Linked DNA regions of Homo sapiens: region 1 is linked to region 2. Evidence: chromatin loops called from intact Hi-C (ENCODE). Cell type or tissue: Panc1. All regions are shown on one strand. Each heading gives the region's core, and the rest is flanking DNA. Links, peaks and the distances in the headings are about the cores only.

Region 1 (5,381 bases), core at 278-5,277, 160 kb before region 2:
TCCTGTGTGGCCTCAGGCCCGGCCAGCACTCTCTCTTCAGTGGAGCTAAAGTGGTTTTTCTTGAGCCTCCTCCTTTTGGTCCTTCCTTGGTGGTAAACCAGGCTCCTAAACTCACGTAAGAGGAGAAGTGAGACACAGAGAACCAGCAAAGCACAGGCAGTCAGGAATGAGAGCAAGGCACGGAGGGAAGTGACGGCATTGCTGGAGCAGGAAGAAACTGTTCCCACTTGCCCCTCAAAATGCCCGAATCTCCCACCTTCCGTGAACTCTGGAGAACCTTCCCACTGTGACCTTCCTCCTTGAGCAGATTTGCAGATTTGCAGAATTTTCTAAGACCGTAACTACAACCCTATAAAGGGTTTTTCTCAGATGCAGAGACAACACATTAAAGTTAACCTTTATCCCAGTTAGACCTGACCCTCTGGGCACCAGATGAGCCCCTGATGCCAGGTCTGAGGACCTATCCTCCGTGCAGAGCCAGGTGTGGCTGGACAGTCTCACCCGCTCCCCTTTCTAAGACTCCAGGGCATGAGCTGCAGGAAACAGTGGGGTTAGGCAAAGAAATGATACACTTTAGAGCCTTCAGGCTCTCTGTTTAATATCATATAATGTACAAATAAATAAACCCATTTACATTTTAATGACAAAAATCATAATGAAATGAATTTACAGCACTACCAGTCCCACCTCACGAGGTCTCCTTTGCAGCCATCAGAGGGAGCGGAGATGAGCGCTGTGTATTCTCCAACTTGGTCTAGACATTGATGCTCCCTTGGGAACACAGAATGCTGGTTACCCCCTGGCACCTTTGCCTCATGGCCCTCAACCCTGCCTGTGAATTAGCATCATCAGCTTTACAGTGGAAAATGGAGGGCCCCTCCCCCAGAGGCTTTGGTTCAGCTCTTCTAGGGTGAGGCCAGGAACTGGTATTTTTTTAAAGCTCCCAAGTAATTTCAGTGGATACACATCAACACCAATCCTTGCTCTATATTCTAGGAATCAGGGTTGGAAGAGCCTAGGCAGAGAGGGAACCAAGGCCCAGAGGGGTTAAGTCACTTACTCAGAGGTTCCACAGCATAGCAAGTCCTAAAGCCAAGGCTGGAGCCTAAGATGTTGGGTCCTGACCCAGTGGCCCCACGTGGGCAGCTCCCTCAGTCCTTCTTTTTTTTCTCTTTTCCTTCTACCAGATCTGGAAATACCTATGGATATAATGTGGACCCTTTGTCCTTGGAGCTTTCTGAGCCACATGTTGGAGTTTCATCTCCAGAGAATCAAAACCAAGCTTCTGGGCCCAGGGTGGCAGAGTCAGTCACAGGAGTCGTCTTCCCCAGTGCAGAGCAGTTGGGGGTCCATCCATGCCAAGGCGCCCAAAATGCCTCAGGGAATTGTTGGTGCTTTGCCTTCCCAGACCCAGAGCTTTGATTAAATTTAGAGATCACAAAATCGTTTAAAAAAAAAACTTCCATTTTCCTTCCATTTCAACCCATCCTGAACAGTGAATCTGCCAGAACTCACTGCTGGACAGCCTCCTGGCTGGTTTTCTATCACCTCCAGGACAGGGTCTGAGCTCTCGGCTGTGGCCCACCGCTTTCCTCTGTGCCAGCCCTCCATTTTTGCTTGTTACCATACACTCCTACATTTCCAAACACTGGTGCCCGCCAGCCTGATCTATTGATTGTTTCCCACATTACTATTGCTCCAGAATCCAGTGCCTTTGCTCACACCACTTCCCGGGATTTAGAAGACTTCACTCTCCAGGCAGCATTTCTCAGTCCCTTCTCATCCCATGCCTCCAGCTCCACCACACATCCTGCTCTGGAGAAGGCTTCCTGATGCAAATCCCCCTAACTCACCTCAGGGCCTTTGCAGTAGCTCTGCTGTTCAGTATTCCTGCTCTTTCTCATAACCTGCTTCTTTTAAAGTTCCAGCCTCAACCCCCCGTTCCAGTGACACTGTCACATCACCCCATTTTACTTTCTTCCAGTGCACATCACGATTTGAAATCATCTTGAAGTTGTGTCCACTTGTGTGTTGTTGGTTTTGCCCTACATAAATGTAGACTATGTGGTATCCAGTGCTTTCTCTGCCTTGCTCACCTCTCTATCCCGGCACCTGGCACAGTGCGAGCACAAAGTAGATTCTCCGTTAGTATTAACGCATGAATACATGAGTGCAAGTATTTGTGGCCAAAGTCAGCCAAATATAATTCCTGTCCTCCGTGTCGTGGCATCCTGGGTGGATAGACCAGCCCACTACAAGCCTCTGCTCAGTCTGGACTAACATCTGCTTGTTCATCATCTCCTCAGGTGAGTCCTCTCGCTTTACCAATTGGAGGGTCGTATCTTTCAGAGATAGGACGTAGACATCTGGCTTCACTAGGGCATAGCAGGTGCTCAGGAAATAGGCAAGGCTAATACAAGAACCCTTCCCGTGGCCCAAGAGGCCAAACTCTGGTTTGTGAGGTAAAGGACAACCACTGTCTTTGCCCACTGTGAGGATGGACTGTTTTGAAAACAAAAGAGCTGCCATATTTGCAAAAACATTTAGTTACAACACTTTTACACTAACCTGCATAAGAAATCATATTCTAGGTCACAAATCAGAAAACTAGGACACACAGGCCAGATCAAGCCAGCCACCTCTTTCCTGATGGCCTGGAAACTCAAATGGTGCTTTTGAATGGTTACATTTGAAATGGTTATATAAGTACCTAGATAATATTCTGGAATTTTCCCTCTTGACCTACCAGCCGAAAATATTTACTCTCTGTATTTTGCCAACACCTGATTGATTTAGAGTATTGAATTATCTTCCAAAAATCTTACAAAACAGCAAAAGCTGTTTAATGCTGTTGTTCAGAAGATCAAATGTGCACTGGATGAAGTGAGCATGTGCAGAACTTATTTTCAACTCTAGAGAGATTGCTACGTTCTAGGAAAAGGTCTGCTCAAGGAACAGATCATCTACTCCACGATGCAAACAGGTTGGTCACGGTGAGAACGCAGGTGCGCCAGTCAGAACGCGGCCAGTGGGGAATGTCGGACTGTGCGAGGAATCGGCTGCAGAAGAGCATATTCAATCCTACACGAATGTGTGGCTGAAAATGCCAATTTCACCTAGGTTCAGCCCATTTTTTTTCACCCGTCAGTGTTAACTCTGATTCCGTGAGGTCTGGCTTTTAAGAATGGCAATCCTTTCCATCACAGCACAGTGCATGTTTCTCCTGATGGCTCAGGAGACACCCTCAGACACAGACGGGACCTTTTTCCTTAAGATGAGGGTGCGCTGCAGAGCGGTTATACCTATGCGTGTCCACGTGGGGGCTCCATAGAACAACATCTGTGTTAGAGCCCACTTCAAAACCAACCCACAGCCTCTCAATTGCCAGCTTACACCAAATATAATAAATGTCTGCCCAAATCTGTAATTTCTGTAAATACAATAATAAACGTGATCTGATATTTTGTTATTGAGATAAAAGAGATTTTCAGGTGAGATTCTTCTAGCCAGAAAAGCCAGTCTAGGAGTTAGATTTAAATGTTATTTCCATTCAGGTTGGGGAATTCAGAGGACCGGCTTGAAGTCAGTCCCCTGCCTGCCCTGGAGAATCAGCTGGGGGCCAGGGGACCACCACCTTGCTTCCTCTGGAAGAAGCACACTGTTAGAGTGCATCGGTCACCAGGCATTTCATGCCACACTAGGGCTGTCAGGAGTCCAATATCTAAACCAAGTGATGCCTGATCTGAAATAAGAGAACACTCTGAGTGGTCCTAATTTCACCAGAAGTACCATGTCAATGGTTATAAGTAAACTATTCATGTCGTCGGTGGCCTGGAAAACATTTAGAAACCTTCATGACCTTAATTCTTCTTAGCTCTTTACCATTTTTATAGACTTTCACTTGCAAATCTCATCTTATCTCATAAAATATACATGCGATGATATTTAAATTAAAGGAATTTATCACAATTAAATGACTAATTTCATATCTGGCCCAATACTTACTGTTCCTTTGCTATCTTTCAGAGGCTTGAGTTAGTTTACTTTAAAAGACTGTGTGGGGCCAGGCGCAGTGGCTCACACATGTAATCCCAGTACTTTGGGAGGCCAAGGCAGGCGAATTACTTGAGGTTGGGAGTTCGAGACCAGCCTGGCCAACATAGTGAAACCCTGTCTCTACTAAAAATACAAAAATTAGCTGGGCGTGGTGGTGGGCACCTGTAATCCCAGGTACTCTGGAGGCTGAGGCAGGAGAATCCCTTGAACCCGGGAGATGGAGGTTGCAGTGAGCCCAACCTGGGCAATACAGCGAGACTCAGTCTCAAAAAAAAAAAAAAAAAAAAAAAGACCACGTGCTCTCCTTCCAACAGCACAGTCTTTTTGAAATATCTGAAGCATGACCATGTGATGTAAGCAGACATCACTGAGCTGTTTCCAGACATCAATTTTTTGGTATTGAGCCTCAACAAACCTTTCTCTCATCCACCTGGTGCTGAGAAGTTATCCAAGAGCTAAGACAGAGCTCTCATTGGGGTCCTTGTGCACTTTTCAGAAATGAAAACAGATCTCAGAAAAGTCCATTCCAACCATATTCTGCTATCAATGGTATGTCTGTCCTGTCATGGTCTTATATTTCTCCCTCCAGTCTGAACAAATGTTACCAGTTTCAGAGTTTTTAGAATTCTTACCAGATAATAATTTCTCCAGCCCTCTGGGTTTAGAAAACAATACTTGAGGTAAGCTGTTTCTGATCTCCTGCTAATCTCAGATAATTGCTTTTGGGTTTCATGGGGAATCTGAAATTCTCTATGCCAGATTCACTGAATGGGTCTATGGGAAAGGGGCTTTTGGGAGACTTTTCACCTCTACTAACAAATCTGTCTTTAGCAGAGGTTCTATTGCAAAAGTGTCCTTTCTACCAACTGCCAGCTTGTTGTAAGAATCAAATACTACTAATAGGAACTCTAGATATTCTTAATCAAGTCCCCAGCTTCCTCCCTCCCTCCCTGCCTCTCTCTGTCCCTCCCTTCCTCCCTCCTTTCATTTTTTCTTTCCTTCCTTCTTTTTTTCTGTTTCCCTGACTTTGCTTCCTCTTTCTCTCTCTTTCTCCTTTGTCCTTCCTCCCTGTATTTTTTTCTTCCTTTATTTATTTATTTCTTAATTTTTACTTCTTAAATTGTTTAATAACCTTCTGGGAAACCCCCAGAACCTGGCTGTCAAGTACAGCTCTCTTGTTGGGTGGGTTTGAGTGGGAAAAGATATTTCTGAGCTTGACCTTGCAGTTCCTAGGAGAGAATATCAGGATTATGTTGGTCCCGCTGAGACTGCGGAACCTCAGGTAAAGTCTCCAGATGCTCTGCCAGTTTCCATTGAATTCTCTG
Region 2 (5,381 bases), core at 306-5,305:
ATTGTAAATTATATTATATATTAATTTTGGTGTCCATGTGTTCATTGCTAGTATGGAAAAATACAATTAACCTTTTTATATTTATCTTGTATTCTGCATTGTTGAACTCACTTATTAGTTCTAAGAGATTTCCTACAGATTCCTTCAGATTTTTTATATAGACAAACATGTCATCCACAAATAAACGCAGTTTTCTTTCTCTCTTTCTCATATGTATGTCTTTTATTTACTTTTCTTGGCTTGTTGCATTGGCTAGAAGCTCTGGCAGAATGTTGAATAAGAGTGGTGAAAGTGGACATTCTTTCCTTGTTCCCAATCTTAGGAAAAGTGTTCAGTATTTCTCAATTAAGTAATCCTAGGTGTAGGTTTCTGTAAGTGGTCTTTGTCAAGTTAAGGATGTCATCTTTTCCTATTTTTCTGAGAGCTTTTATCATTAATGGGCACTGAATTCTGTCAAGTAGCTTTTCTCTGTAGATTGATATAATCACGTGATTTTTCTTCTTCAATCTATTAGTATGGTGAACTGCATTGATTAACATTCAATATTAAACCTGCCTTCTATCCTGGGAATAAAACCCATTTGGTAGTGGTGTATAATTCTTTCTATCTATCACTGCATTTTATTTGCTAATATATTGTTAAGGATTTTTTGTTTACATTCATGAAGGTCTATAATTTTATTTTTGAACTGCCCTTGTCTGGTTTTGGTATCAAGGTAATACTAGTTTCATAAAATAAATTGGAAAGTGTTTTCTCTCTTCTCTATTCTGGAAGACATTGTATAGAATTGGTGTTAATTCTGCTGTACCCATATGGTAGTATTCTCCATTGAAACCATCTGGGATTGGAGACTTCTCTTTTGGGGAGTTATTAAATTAAAATTTCAATTTCCTTCATTGTTATAAAAGTATTCAAATTTTCTGTTTCATATTGGGTAAATTACGTTTTTTTTTTTTCAAGAAATTTGCCCATTTCATTTAAGTTGTCAAACTTATGTGTGTAGAGTTGTTTATAGTATTTCCTTTCTATCCTTTGCTGTCTGGAAGGTCTGTAGTGATTTCTCCTGCTTCACTCCTGAGATGGTATTTTGTGTCTTCTCTCCTTTTCTTTGTCAGTCTTGCTAGTGGTGTGTCAGTTTTATTAATCTTTTTAAAGAATCAACTCTTTTTTTCATTGATTTTCTTTATTGCTTTCTGCTTTCACTTTCATTCAGTACTGACTGTATTTTTATTAATTTATCCCTTCTTCTTGCCTTGGACTTATTTGCTCTTCTTTTTCTAGGTTCTTGAGGTAGGAGCTTATATTATTGAGCTGAGAATTGTTTTTCTAATGTGTGCACTTAGTACTATGAATGATAAATGTCTGTCTCTCTTAGCACCACGTTAGCTGTGTACCACAAACATTGATGTATATTTTCATTTTTATTCAGTTCAATTTTTTTTTAACTTGGAGCTTCCTCTTTGACCTATGTGTTATTTAGAAGTGTATTGTCTAGTTTTCAAGTATTTGAAGATTTTCCTCTTATCTTTCTGTTATTAATTTCTATTTTTATTACATTGCAGTCAGAGAACACACTCTCTATGATTTCAATTCTTATAATTTTTTGAGATTTGTTTTATTGCCCGGGATATGGCCAAAATTGGTATTGATTGATGGTGTTCACCTTTTCTCTTTTTCTTGGTCAATCTAGTTAAAGGTTTGTCAGTATGTTGATTTTCACAGAACTAACTTATGGTTTTGATAAACAACATAAAGATGTTGGAGAGCAAGGAGGCATTGGAAATAAACCAAAAGCTGAGTTTTCATTTTGGCCACATGCTCTTCATAATTGTTTATTTTTGGTTTGAAATAAATAAATAAACAAATAAATAAAGGGTTTTTATGTATGATGCTTGTGCTCTAAGTAATTCGGGCAAGAGTGACACCACTGCCTGCCTATCAGCACTTGCAAAGAAAAACCAATTACTGTCAGCCCCCTTCAAAAAAATGTATCTGCTAAAATTGCTTGATGACATGGAAATCCACACTGAGGTGCTTATACCCAGGGGCAACCAAGTCTCCCCTGCAGCTGGGGCCTATAACCATATTTCCTTCATTTCACAAAAATCAAAAGTTTAGGAACCACGAGGAAGGAGCAAGAATAAACACCACTACAAACCTCAAACCAACAGCGCTGAGAGATTACAGCAGCCTCACCCTGCCATTTGGGGCTAGAGACTGCTCACATTTATTCTGTGGTCAGCGTCCATTGGAAAGCAACGCAGCACACACCACGGCTGTGTTTGAGCTGATATTCACTAACACTGAACTAACTGCATTCCAATCCAAAGACTTCGCAAGTGCCCTCTTTCTTAACTGGGAATCTGGCAGAATGTTATATTTAAATATCAAACGTTGTTAATCATGTCAGCGGTACTTTAGTTTGGATAAAATGTCTTTCCTATTGTAGCTAATTGCTTGAATATCTGCAGACTGATATACTCTTTGTAGACATTTATGCTGTCCTCTTTTTATAACTTTATTTCATTTTCTCTTCATTTCTGGTGTTGACTCAAAGGGCCTTTATCACCTCATGCTGATAATCTGTGCTTTATGGCCGCTGGTGTGATTGGGAGCAGTTGAAGCCGCGTGCAATAATACACACATATAAATATTTGAACAGGAAAAAGAAGGTCTGTCTGATGTAGACCAAGGAAGAAATGCATTTAAACAAATAATGCCACTAGAGGGACCTTGACTCTGAACCACGAATAGGCAGGGTCAGACTTGGAAGGGCACCCTCTCATTGCCCGGCTTGTACGGGTGGGCGCTAGTGCCACGGCCCATTTTAAAAAGCAGGTTCTTCCAGGCCCCATGGCACAGGGAGCCGAGCTGGGTCCATGCCAGCAGGCTTATGACGTCATTGTTGTAGCTTGCTTATTTGGTCAGGATCACTAAAATAATTCCCTTTGAGAAGAATAAATTTGCTCTTGCAGAAAGTTAAAGACCTGAGAGGTTTTAATTAGTTTACCCTGCCCTCGCCTTTGGTCGCCAAACGTTATTGCAGAGTTCAAAGAACATGATGTTGTGTGTCTCCCTTTCCCATTTTTGCGTGGGGGCCTTTTCCCCCTTTTTAGCACCTCCTGTGAATAGTTGAAAATGAGTGGCAAAATGACATTCGACTTAGAAAGTAAGAGCACCAGGAAGCAAAACTGGAGGCAAACACAGCAGCTAATTTCACCAGGCATAGCTGGTGCTGTCCGCGGTTGTCCCTGACAGCGCGGCCGACACAGAACCACCTGTGTTTGCTCACTAGCTTTCCCCAATCTGCGAGAAAATGGCCCGGGCCGGTCACATGGCAGCCAGATAGGCCAGGCACCATGGGAATACAAAAGCCGGAGCTTTTAGCAGAGTTAATCATTAATGCGCCTTTTCTTTGTCCCATTCAGGAGTGCTGACAGGGCTTTGATAGCCTGTATTTGCCATCAGCCGGCTGCAGTCCTAGCCAGGTACTAATGAGACCCCTGGCTCCAGGCTCCCTGGCAGAGCCCAGAGCCCAGCCTGGACCCAGGTGCTGCCATCAACCTGAAGCCTGCCTGCCCCCTGAGCTCCCTCCTGCTGCCCGCTGTGCCCCCACTCCTTAGGCCTTGTTCTGGTTGATCACCCACCTGCCTGGAATCCTGCACGTTTCTGCAAAGCATCTGCCTGAGTTCAGCGAAGCAAGGCTAGGAAATGTGTGATTATAAAGCCCATAATCCTCTCTTCCCCTGTGTCATCCTTCCCCCAGCTAGGAAAAAAAAAAAAAAAATTAGAAAGCTAAGCTGAATTTTTTTTTTGTTTGTTTGGATGTGTACCAAGGATGGATTGTTTTGCCCTAACATCAGTGGGGTGTTTTCTTTCCAAAACTTAGCTTAGAGAGTCACCCACGGGTATATTCTAATATTTCCACTCAGCAAGTAAAATGCAGGTGTCCCTGACAGCAATTTTTTTAAATAGAAAACCTCACCTTAACATCCTTAATGGTAAGTAGCTTGTGTGTCAACATGACTGGAGCTAGGGTGAATGAGAACCACATTAAAACCTTCCAGCTACCAGTTCTTTTTTTTTTTTCTTTTTTCTTTTGTGATGGAGTCTTGCTCTGTCGCCCAGGCTGGAGTGCAGTGGTGCGATCTCGGCTCACTGCAACCTCCGCCTCCTGGGTTCAAGCAATTCTCCTGCCTCAGCCTCCTGAGTAGCTGGGACTGCAGGCGCATGCCACCACTCCTGGCTAATTTTTGTATTATTAGTAGAGATGGGGTTTCACCACATTGGCCAGGCTGGTCTTGAACTCCTGACCTTGTGATCTGCCCACATTGGTCTCCCAAATTCGGTTCTTTTATTTGAAATCACCACCCTCCCAAGAACGAGATATCCCAACCTTCTGATTTTATGCTTGGCCTCCAGCGTGCTCAAAATGTTCTTCAGATTTGTGCTACCATCTTACCACTAGCCTTCTCAAAAACATAAACCACAAATGCACCATTGTCCTTTAAGAGTAGTTGAAAACAAGCAAATCAGCATCTTTGAAACCTGGCTTAATAAAGAATAGAGATTTTAAAGTTTGAGGGAATTAAAGAGCAGAGATTTTTTTCTAGGAACTGTACACATGAAAATTTTGCTGATGGCTGCTGATGATATATAAAGGCATTGCCAGTAAACGTATTACACTAAATGCATGGTACTGCCAATGGTTCTCATATCTCCCTTTCTCCAGCGTCAAAATACCTTTAAAGATCATATCCAATTGATCTTTACAACATCTAGGGCATATTGGATGATGTCAAATTGTATTGCTATCTTTTTTTTTTTTTTTAGCAAATGAGGAAGCAAAAGTTGACTTGGAAGTGAAACAACAGACGGATCAATAGATCCCAGAAGGATGTGATTGTGTGGCCACTATTTCGGGATGGAGTGACAGCTTGCCATTGCATGCTACTTCATGCACCTTGTGGCCTGGTTTCATTCTTAAGGAAATTGTCCATCCTCCCTCAATTTTACTGGGCACCTTCTATGTACTGCAGAGCACTTGGCTCTAGAGGGAGCAAAGACAGATGTAATATGGTTCCTGCCACTGAGAAGCAGTTCAGAAGGCACAACATGTACTACAAAAAAACACAGCTCAGGGAGAGAAAGTGTATGGCATTTCACTGCTGTATGAAGAAATGCCTAAGTACTTTCATCCTGGCAGAGGTTAGCCCCAGATCTGAAAACTCTCCAGAGGAAGGAAAAGCTGATGATTTCAGAGGTCCTGGATGTTAGAATGTGGAAGGCACCCAATTCAAATAATGTTATCAGTTTTAACATAATGAGCAGCTCCATAGTGTCATCGGCTTTTATTTTTTTAAATGCTCTTCATACAGGTA

Evidence for each region. A loop is a pair of places that touch in the nucleus more often than their neighbours do. Peaks named below come from ENCODE experiments on the same cell type or tissue, not always from the same donor. Only the 100,000 strongest peaks of a DNase experiment are listed, where the experiment ranks them.
Region 1: it touches region 2 in a loop (5-fold over the local background); 3 of 110 quality-filtered maps call a loop at or near these places.

Annotation. Positions count from the first base shown.
Region 1 is chr20:22,331,032-22,336,412 of GRCh38, forward strand. No RefSeq gene overlaps it. Among named protein-coding and RNA genes, the nearest start is that of LINC01427, 51 kb to the left of the region's middle. RefSeq lists an enhancer at 3,140-3,434. In Panc1, for the core only: a CTCF peak has its summit at 3,309 (motif pointing right); a DNase peak (open chromatin) is centred at 3,297; H3K27me3 peaks cover 608 bases.
Region 2 is chr20:22,487,652-22,493,032 of GRCh38, forward strand. No RefSeq gene overlaps it. Among named protein-coding and RNA genes, the nearest start is that of LINC00261, 88 kb to the right of the region's middle. In Panc1, for the core only: CTCF peaks have their summits at 2,736 (motif pointing right), 5,051 (motif pointing right) and 5,252; no DNase peak of the experiment used is centred there; H3K27ac peaks cover 2,016 bases.